2 separate regions of the Homo sapiens genome follow, and region 1 is linked to region 2. A link is a loop called in an ENCODE intact Hi-C map of the cell type or tissue named here. Cell type or tissue: heart left ventricle. All regions are shown on one strand. Links, peaks and the distances in the headings refer to the core of each region. The heading gives the core; the rest is flanking DNA. Region 1 overlaps PRKCE (protein kinase C epsilon). Region 2 overlaps PRKCE (protein kinase C epsilon).

Region 1 (5,377 bases), core at 243-5,242, 49 kb before region 2:
GCAGAATGAATCTTTCCCCAGAAAGAATTATGTTGTTAATACTGTGGTTTTCCACTGCTCCACCCAGTTAAATTTAATCACACCATGTGACTTCCAAATAAAATGATGTGTGTGTCTGGAGGGAAGGGACCTGACAAAGCTTCCTTTTTTTTATCGACCCTAGGGAACAGAGCAAAGCTCTCTTCAGAAGGCCTGGCTTTCAGAGACCTTCTGCCTGGGACATTTATATTCGCAGCCCATTCTCCAGTGTCCTTGGAGGAAGCTGCTGCTATTAATTGGGTTGGAGAGAGAGAGTGGCTATGTGTATTTTGATACATGTCTTCCTATACAAAACAAGCCTGGACCACTTCATTTAAAAAAGTTAATCTACATGAATTAATATATCTGTCTGATTGCCTCTGGTCTGGATGGCCATTTGGGCAGTGCATAATCGTAGCCCAGCCAAATTTCTCTGACTGTTGTTGACAACAGATAGGATTTAGTTCTCTAGCCAAAGCAAACACTTCATCCTAAAGTGAATTTTGGGGGTTAGGGCAACTCCTATGATTTCATATTGCAGTGTAAAATGGTTTCTCTTACAGTTAAAAACAAATCCACAAATTTGTGGGTTTTGGGTGCTTTGATTTTTGTTATTTTCCCAAAATGTTGTGTGTAGGATAATTTAAAAAGCAAAATCTTATTTTAAGTGCACGAGGGAGCCTCGGAGAAATCCCATGGAGTTGCTTTTTAACGAAGGCTCTTTTGACAATGTAAATCCAAGAATCAGGTGTGTAAAGAATGTTAGACCCACACCTCCCCAGAACGTGAATCTTTCCCACTGAACTCCCTGGTCAGTGTGGCCTCCTGCTCCTCCTCTTCCTCCTCAAGAGGCCTACCTGGGCTGTCTTGCCACTGACCCCACGTTTGCTGGCAGGTGGAACTCTTACCTGTCCGGGCCATGGGCTCTGGGCTTGCTTCACATGCTGGACCATTTCTGTTCTTGGCCTTAGAATGCATGGTGAAGTGCTTGCAGGACTGTCCTCAGCCCAGGGAGCTCTGGCTCCAGGTGACTCTCATTTCCTCTCTGTCAACTGTCCCAATTCCTAACCCACTCCCACTCTGAGCTCCGTAGCCTGTGTCTGGCTGCTGTCTGCTTTCCTGCCTGTTCTGTCTCTTCCTGAGAACCCCTGCCCATGACCGTCTGGCTATCTTAGAGCACACTATGAGATTGTGTGAAGAGGATTTGCTTAGAGGGGACTTGGCATTTTAATGCTAGCAGTAAAACAAACCTGCCATGCTGACTTCTATTGCATTAAAAAGTGAAGCAACAGGCTTGCTTAAACATAAACAGCAACAGTAAAAACCCAGAACTACCTAACTACATGGGCACAGGAAATAGTCCAGCCATCTTGGAGAATAGCACAAAAATACAGCTGACGTGATAACAGTAACCCTGCAATGAGTCTTGACAATGCTGAAGTCAAATGACTTTTTCAAACCTTTCTAATGCTTGGCTATAATCTAAAGGAAGCATTGCACTTCGAGTGCTGATTTTTTATGAAGCTCGTAAACCTTTTTCTTTAAATGCCAATGTGCTGAAAAGTTATGAGTATTAAAGACTTAGAAAGTGCCTTTAAAAGTGTGGGAAAAGGTCCCTCTTTTCTTGATTATGATTCTTGAATGCTAGTAATGATAGTAGTAGTAATAAATGTCATTCTTCACTAGAATAGTTTTTTCCAAAGACCTTTCGGGTCTACTCTCAAGTTCTTTCCTATCTTTGTGTGAGGTGGACGATGTCACTAGCCTCACGTGGCAGAACGGGGTCAGAAGCTCAGAGTTTAAGTAATATGGCCTGGAATTAGAACCCAGGAGTATTGCTCCTTCTTGTAAACTCTGATGCCTGGGTTTTTACATGGTGTCTATCTGTAATGGCTTATAACAGAGTTGCTCCTCCAGAAGTTTTAGCCTCGTTCCTGCTTGATAGGCAGGGCCTCCCATTGGGCCTGACCCAGGATACATGCTTGGTTGCAGAAAGTCAGCTTTGCAGGTTATACTCTCAGCATTTTGGCCACAGTCAACCGTGCAGAAGGCTTCCTACCTAGATGGACAATAGATAGCGATCTGTGTCTGAAATTCCACAGCCATCAAGATGAAACTGAGAAGCTAGATCATCCTTGCTGGAACACAGATTGAGTTAGGGTGTAGGTCGAGGTTCAGTTGTAGAAAGCAGAATATATCACAGCAAACAAGAGGAAGGGATTTATTATAAGGAATTAAATGGCTTATAGAACTATGAAGAGTTCTGAAGACAAAGGTCTCTAGGTGGCGGTTTCAGGAATAAGTACCCCGGAACCACACTACAGAACTAGACCACCAAGAAAGCTGTTGCCACTCCTACAGATGAAGCCACTTCTCCAGAACCACATTGCAACAGCCATGATTGAGAGGGTCCCACAATCAGGAAGCCATGACTTTTATGGTTCTAGAACCATGCCACATCAGCTATGATCAGCATCTGCAAATGATGTCCTGGTCCTGCCTCCTGGAACCCACAAAGTTGGTACCTGGATGCTGCAACATTGGCTAAAACTGTCATAGAAGAACCAGGTGCCTCTTGGACTTTGCTTGCTGAGCAAATGGCAGCTACTGCCAAAATGTGGTCTCTGCCTCACTTTGGCGTTCTAAATTTCACAAAAGCACATCTAACTGGCCCAACTGAAATCATATCTGGAACTGCAGCTGCAGGGACTTTGAGAGTTGGCTTTAGCTTCCCATCCTCTGCCCACATAGGAGAGGTGGGCACACTAGAAGGATAGAATGTATGCTGGAAGCCAATCCACTGTTATCTCCCATGATCTGTGATCATTAGAAATGGACCTAGATTTCCAGAGTCAGCAGATGAAAACAGAACTGAGGTTATAGCCAGAACATGGAATCGTTGTGAATATTTTGGGGAATGTGTGTGTGGATGATCCCAGATATAACAGATGGCAAAGAATTAAAAGTGGCAAAAGGCGCTGGGTTTGTCCTCTAGCTCCTGCTTAGCTCCTTTGAAACTTGTTAAGCTGTAGTTGCAACAGCCCAAGGAGTTCTGGAGAACTCTAGTCTCACTGTGTATTATTTGGGGAAACAATATGTTAAGAAGCTGTCTTAATTGCCAAGCCTTTACTATGCTAATGTTTGTTGTGAATCTCTAGATGTGGATACAGCATACAAGGGTTCCCCAAACATTTGGCCACTGGAAAGCCTCATGCCTCATCTTTAAAAAATGCAGAAGTAGTATTTCCCAACAGTCTTTTTTTTTTTTTTTTTTTTTTTTGAGCTGGAGTTTCATTCTTGTCACCCAGGCTGGACTGCAATGGCGCGATCTCCTGGGTTCAAGCAATTCTCCTGCCTCAGCCTCCCCAGTAGCTGGAATTACAGGTGCCTGCCACCATGCCTAGCTAATTTTTGTAATTTCAGTAGAGATGGGGGTTTCACCATGTTGGCCAGGCTGGTTTCGAACTCCTGGCCTCTGGTGATCCACCCGCTTTGGCCTCCCAAAGTGCTGGGATCATAAGTGTGAGCCATCGCACCTGGCCAGAAATACTCTTCCAAAGAGCAAGCCAGGGAGTACTGTGGAGAAAAGGCTTGTCTGATTTCCAGGGAGTTAACCTTTTCAATAGCCTCCATCAGGAATGTTTACTGTCAAGATGATAAGATTTCCTCAAGTACAGATGGTGCTCTGCCCTTCAAGGAGAATCAAAAGTGGGGAGACCTTGACCAGCAAAACCAGCCCGTGTGGGGTTCTCTCAGGAATTCAGATGGCCTGAGACTTATCCTGAGATACCCCCAAAGAGGTAACCTGTGATCATAATTAGAAATTACAACAAAATACTAATTATCTGTAGACCACATAGCATTTGGGTTGCTCTGTTATAGAAGCAGATGGTGTTACAGAGAAGGAACTGCATTTAGCTTAAGAAAAATAGGGGCAGCTGGGGCAGGAGCTCAGCGACTAAGAGTATACCGAGTTGGGGGAGGGAAACACGCTGTGGGGTGTGAGTGCAGGAGAGCTGACAGCTGCAGTGGTACCACGTGAAATGTATGGAGGGCGGGAGAAAGCCGACTCCACCTTATAAGGACTTGCAGCCAGGACAGCAAAGCCCTAGAGACAGTGATGAGAACTGCACCAGGCATAAATGGTCCATAAGCGCCCTCCAAAAACTGGATGATGCAGAAGAGGGTGAGAGGACACCTTCAACGATGAACTTGTGTCTTATAGCAAATCTCCCACTGATTTTGATTTTCTACATTAATACTTAACAGAGTTTGTCTGTGGCATGTGTGTGTCATTCTCAGGCAAATCCTTTTTGAAGTTTCTGCTTAAGTATTTAAATGCAGTACTGGCTGTTGGTGGGGTGGGGTGGGGTGGGGGAAGCCCTCAAATCTGAGTGTACACCTCTGCTTCTTAACACTAGGTGTGTTCCCATAGGAAGTCAGGCATGCCTTAAATAGACTTCCCAGGAATGGGAAATGGCAGCTGCAGAATTACAGAAGTTGTATCTGCAGAATTATGAGCGTGCTTGTGGCTCCCTCCATTTTTATGTGTTCTGATTTAGTGAGCTTGATATTCTGGGACTGATACCAGCTTCATATGTACACAAAGGTCACGCACTCCTCCTCCAGTTAACCACACAGATTAACATGTGGGCTGCAACTGCATGAGCCGTGCAGAGGATAGAGTCACTACCCCTTCGCTCTTCTGTGCTCTTTAGGCTCAAATCCTCAGTGGTCAGTCCCTTATTGAAGTGCCTTTTTTCCCTGAAAGCACTCTAGTAAATGGAGGTTTAGCATTATTACTGAATCCCAGCTTTTTCTAATACATGGAGCTCAGTGCTTACTGTCTGTTCCAGAGCAATTACTTATCACCATTACCGGAGATTTGAGTCCTCTCCCTTGGTGATTAGACTCTGAAGGATAGTCGTTTTAATTTTGGTAGTTATGATTTAATCTTTTCAAGCTTTTATTATGGACAATTTCAATATCAAAAGCAGAAAGAATAATGTAGTTCCCATGGACCTATTCCTAGCTTAGTTATTACCCATGGCCAGTCTTGCTTCATCTGTACTTGTACCCATTTCCTCTTTCCCTCGGATTATTTTGAAACTGTCATAGAAATACTTCAGTACATAGTACTCTCTGTTCCTTCTGTTTCTCAGTATCTTTTCAAAACTTTTGTGTGTGTGAGACAGAGTCTCACTCTGTCTCCCAGACTGGATTGCGGTGGTGTGATCTCGGCTCACTGCAACGGTCACCTCCCAGGTTCAAGCAATTCTCGTGCCTCAGCCTCCTGAGTAGCTGGTATTACAGGCGCCCACCACCACACCTGGCTAATTTTTATATTTTTAGTAGAGAT
Region 2 (5,377 bases), core at 105-5,104:
AATTTTATCCAGTGAATTTGTCCATATTATAAACACTGAGTCTGTGACTTTTCAGAGATTTCCACCAAAGTTCCAGAGGTAGTCTCCTAACTGACCTCTGCTGTCACCGACTTGCCAAATTAACTCTGTCTCCCATTCTCTCTGACACACGCTCAGGGCACACTTGAAAGCTCACAGCCATAGTGGAGCAGCTTATGCCGTACTCCCACTGTACACTTCTGTCCCCACCAGTAGTTGTGTGTTTATCAAAAGCCACTTGTATTTGTTCTTATTGTAATAAATAATTGTAATGAAATCTTATTTAAACTGAGATGAGTGTGAAAAAAAGTTTCTATTAAGACTAAGTTGAATGTGACGGAAAAAGCCAAAGATAAATTTCCTATAAAATTACTGTTGGCCAGGCATGGTCACTCATGCCTGTAATCCCAGCACTTTGGGAGGCTGAGGCGAGCAGGTCACTTGAGGTCAGGAGTTTGAGACCAGCCTGGTCAACATAGTAAAACCCCATCTCTACTAAAAATACAAAAATTAGCCAGACGTGGTGGCACATGCCTGTAATTCCAGCTACTTGGGAGGCTGAGGCGGGAAAATCACTTGAAGCCACAAGGCGGAGGCTGCAGTGAGCCGAGATCACACCACTGCAATCCAGCCTGGGTGATAAAGCGAGACTCTGCCTCAAAAAAAAAAAAAATTACTGCTAAATTGTGTGAGAAAAATAATAAAGCTCTAAAAAGATTCCAAATTCACATTACTTCACAAGTATCTTTAATTTTTGCTCCACTAGAAAGAAACCACAATTGGGCTGGGCATGGTGGCTCACACTTATAATCTGAATACTTTGGGAGGTTGAGGCAGTAGGATTGCTTGAGCCCAGGAGTCAAGACCAGCGTGGGCAACATGGAGAGACCATGTCTCTACAAAAAAAAAAAAAAAATTTAAATTAGCCAGGCATGGTGGCATGTGCCTGTAGTCCCAGCTACTTGTGAGGCTGAGGCAGGAGCATTGCTTGATCGTGGGAGGTTGAGGCTGCAGTGAGCCATGATCATACTACTGCACTCCAGCCTGGGCAGCAAAGCGAGACACTCACTCTCTCTCTCACACACACACACACACACACACACATAGAAAATGGAAATGGAAATCATAGATAATGTTTGTCTGTAAGAGATGATGAGGGGGACCATACCTTAAAGAAATTGGCCTTCTGTTATTGGCAAGTGAGTACATATATTTGTTTTTCAATATTTTCAGTTTGAATATTGTTAGTTAAAATACTTAAAGTACATACATCTTTTCTTTGCATGATTCTCTGCTTTACTGACTTTTTATTAAACAAACATTCTGCCATTCACCAAAGATAAGTGGGGCAGAAGAAAATAAACCCCCTCCTCTCAGAGCCGGCCTCAAGCTAAGAACTTTTGAAGTACTGTTTTAGCTAAAAAATATTAATACTTTAAAATTTGCATACTATACCATGTTTATAAACAAAAGTGTTTTTCTTTTCCAAGGTCTTCATATAAAATTGCAGCTTAGGGTTGGGCACGGTGGCTCACGCCTATAATCCCAGCACTTTGGGAGGCCAAGGCAGGTGGATCACTTGAGGCCAGGAGTTCCAGACTAGCCTGTCCATCATGGTGAAACCCCATCTCTACTAAAAATACAAAAATCAGCTGGGCATTGTGACGTGCCGGTAATCCCAGCTATTCAGGATGCTGAGGCAGAAGAATTGCTTGAACCCAGGAGGCAGAGGTTGCAGTGAGCCAAGATCATGCCACCGCACTCCAGCCCACACGACAAAGTGAGACTGTCTCAAAAAAAAAAAAAAAAATCGCAGCTTAGCTGAATTCTTGATAGAAGGTGGTGACTTAGATGCCTTCTCTTCTGGTTTGTCTGCTGTGTCTGTGTGCACCTGGACCCATTGTGCTCTGGAAAGCAGGCACACTGGAGTCCTGGAGTGCAGGCTGGCTGGCGCCTTGCAGTGCCTGGTGATGGCTGGGGTTTGGTCCCTGGTCTGTCCCCTGGGGTTCCCATGTCTATTGGTGAGGCAGCAGTGTGTGCTCGTAGGAGACCCTCTGTCAAGAGGCTCTGTTAGGAGCCAGCCTGCTGCCCTGCCTTTGAGGCTGATCCTTCACCCTAGGAGGGCAGGCACTGAGGGCCAGCACTCTGGTCACGCCAAGGATGCTATGGCGACCCACTGAAGAATGAGCTATTACCCTGCCCACCCCTGCCTGCTGTGCCCCCAAGCACCCCTTGGGGGTTACTCACTTGCCTTCCTGGTATCAGGTTAAGAGGTTATTAGACCTTCCATTTATTCACTCAATTCTTTTCCCTGCTCTCCTGAGTAATAGCTCAGGAACCCGTGCCCCAGCCATGCTGGGAACATGCTTAGAAAGTAAGGGGAAACCTTTGGGCCAGCACCCACGTGGTTTTGAATCACTCAAGGACAATCTGCCTAAGTCACTGGCTTGGTGGCCGTGGGCCAAGCAAGGAGTCATCCAGTAGCGCCTCTGCCCTCACTGTCCTCCTCCTCCAGGTTTCTTTACCGAGAGGAAGCCAGCGGGAGGCCCGACATCCAAAACATTGACTAGTGTGCCCCCGTGTGGCTCTGGTGGAAGGGTTTGGAAAATGCAGCCAGGTTTTCCTAACCTTACCCACCAAGGCCGGAGGATGCCCTAAGGACAGCCTGCAGCCCCTGCAGCCCTCTTTTTGCGTAATCTTTGATTTTTCTTGTTATTATTTCTTAACAGTTAAGCGCCTTAAGGCCTCATTTAACTTGAGTTAAAGAAGTGTGATTTTGGAGGACCCAAAGATTTTCCACTGGTGTAGGGAATGTCTCCTCCCGGCTCTGAGAGACTTCCTCCAATCCACAACCTACCGCAGGTATGTGTTCTTATTAAAAGGGGCAGGGACAAAAGCTCTGCCTGTCCCTCTTGTACTTTCAGGCTATAATCAATCAGCAGGCACACCTGTTCAGACTGTGACATTGAATTTCCAGGATCAGAACCAGAGCCTGGTACAGACACAAGCCTTCCAGTACTTGTATTTTAAGTTCCATAGATGCTTGGACCTTTTGTGGGCTCCTGGGACAGTGATCATGAAAGAAGAGTGCTCCCAGGGGATGAGCAAGATGATCCCCTTTGGCTGGGAAGAAAAGATTCCATGTCCATCTGGTTTTTATTACTCCTCTAAAAATGTTCCCTTTATAGTTTTATAATTGTACTTAAATAAAAATAATTGCACTTAAATAAAAAAAAATTGGGGAGATTATAGCAGAAGCTGTTGGTGTCCCGGCCATAGCTGTGTCCCTTGGTCTGCCACAGAGGTCACTCCCAGAATACACTTAGGACTCCCTGTGTCTCCTTCTGAGGGTGACCTGAGCCACGATGTTATGGGATGGAGGCTAACACCTGGTAGGCCCCACATTTTTGACAATTTGGTTTTAAGAAAACTCATAGGTATGGCCACACGTGGTGGCTCACGCCTGTAATCCCAGCACTTTGGGAGGCTCAGGCGCGCGGATCACGAGGTCAGGAGATGAAGACCATCCTGGCTAATACGGTGAAACCCCATCTCCACTAAAAATACAAAAAAAAATTAGCCAGGCCTGGTGGCGGGCACCTGTAGTCCCAGCTACTCGGGAGGCTGAGGCAGGAAAATGGTGTGAACCCAGGAGGTGGAGCTTGTAGTGAGCCGAGATCATACCACTGCACTCCAGCCTGGGTGACAAAGTGAGACTCCGTCTCAAAGAAAAAAAAAAAGAAAGAAAACTTGTAGGTATATATCATCGTTCCAACAAAAGCTGCCATTATCGAACGCCTACTGTGTACCTGGTACTTGATAATGATTACATTCTGTCACTCCAACTCTGGAAGGTAGATATTATCCTCCCCCACCCCACTTTTCTTTAAAGAGGTGAGGAAACTGAGGCTCAGCAATGACTGTGGGGATCTGGGAGCAGACTGCAGGTCTTGCTGGACCCAAGGCCCATTCGCCCTCCTTGCTGCCATGCTGGCTTCTCTACAGTGAGAGTAGCCTTTACGTTACGCACCACTAATGTCACTCAGAGGGTCCCGACCCTTCCCCTTCGGCCTCTTCTTGTTCTCCTCCCTCTGTTCCTCTTGGATTCTCAGGAGCCAGTGTTAGCCCAGAAATGAAGAATTAAAGACTGTTCACACCCACATAGAACCATCTGCTCTCTTAGCCTCAGGGCAGGGCTGATGGGGGTGGTATTTAGTCTCTTGGAGGTGGTATTTAGCCCCTTGGAGAGGTGGTGCAAATATAGAAGCTGGTGTAGATGGCTTGGCTGGAGGGGGGCTATCTGGCAATTCAATGCATCTTGTGAGTTTTGGAGAACTAGGGTGACTATATCATTTATCCTCCAAGAAAGGACACAGTTGAGAATGATAAGTGACACTATACATAATTACTCTAAGAAAACAGGCAAAATCTAGGACTATCCTTAGTGACTTGGAACCTACATCCTCCCTACCCACTCTATAGATATCCCTGCATTTTCCACCTTGTGTCTGTGATTGACCTGTTGTGTCCCTTTCAACATTTCAGCGCCCACCCCTCAAACCCCCATCAAGCCTTGCAGCAGCTATTTATTCAGTTAGCAAACTTTTCCTGGCCTCCAATTTGCATTCTTTCCTAACTTATGGGTCCCTTCTCTTTTGCCTAGATGCTGCCTTTCCCTGGCTGTTTGACCATAAACTCATGGTATCATGCCTTATTCAGCAACTCTTAGAACAAAGTAAACAAATGTGCAAGTTTGCTTAAATTGAGAAAGCTTATATTTACAAAGTCGTGCCAGTTTTCTTTCTCACTCATCTACAGTTCTCTCAAACATTGGCCCTATTCCTGATGTATTAGATTGCAAACCCCTGAGGGCAGAGGCTGGGTGTTCTCACCCAGTTACACATGGTGGGCACCTCATTCGTAACTCTTTCTAGCACATTCAGCGCTCTGCCCTCTGGAGTCTTGCGGCTGAGTCAACACTCAGGAATCCAGCGCAGTAGGCTAATTCCACGCTGGCTCTGACCTCATCCAACCCTGCTGTCCCAGTGAAATCCAGCCCACAGCACCCTGCCAGGGTGGAGGAGGTGCCGGGCTATAAATCTCCCCGTTGTTTCTTCTCCCGGAAAATATAAAACCAAAACCAAACATTATACATTATGCCCTCACTCACAGAGTCACTTGGAGGCTTCAATAAGACAAGGGATATGGGTGTGTTTCGGGAAAGAAATTTGATACAAGTGCCAAGTGCTGTTATTGAAGACCTTAGGCATTTATTTTGGTAGCACCCCAATAGTGACAAGAGATGGGCTTGTCTAAAGCCAGCACTGCCACCTTCCCCTGTGTTCACCACTTCATTCCC

Evidence for each region. Hi-C counts contacts between places; a loop is a spot of excess contacts. Peaks named below come from ENCODE experiments on the same cell type or tissue, not always from the same donor. Only the 100,000 strongest peaks of a DNase experiment are listed, where the experiment ranks them.
Region 1: it touches region 2 in a loop (2.5-fold over the local background); 23 of 110 quality-filtered maps call a loop at or near these places.

What each region holds. Positions count from the first base shown.
Region 1 is chr2:45,885,192-45,890,568 of GRCh38, forward strand. All of the region lies in intron 2 of PRKCE (protein kinase C epsilon), which reads left to right. Among named protein-coding and RNA genes, the nearest start is that of PRKCE-AS1, 210 kb to the left of the region's middle. RefSeq lists an enhancer at 5,156-5,305. In heart left ventricle, for the core only: no CTCF peak of the experiment used is centred there; no DNase peak of the experiment used is centred there; H3K27ac peaks cover 951 bases.
Region 2 is chr2:45,933,972-45,939,348 of GRCh38, forward strand. All of the region lies in intron 2 of PRKCE (protein kinase C epsilon), which reads left to right. Among named protein-coding and RNA genes, the nearest start is that of PRKCE-AS1, 260 kb to the left of the region's middle. RefSeq lists an enhancer at 2,190-2,499. In heart left ventricle, for the core only: CTCF peaks have their summits at 2,607 (motif pointing left) and 2,815; DNase peaks (open chromatin) are centred at 2,500 and 5,030; H3K27ac peaks cover 405 bases.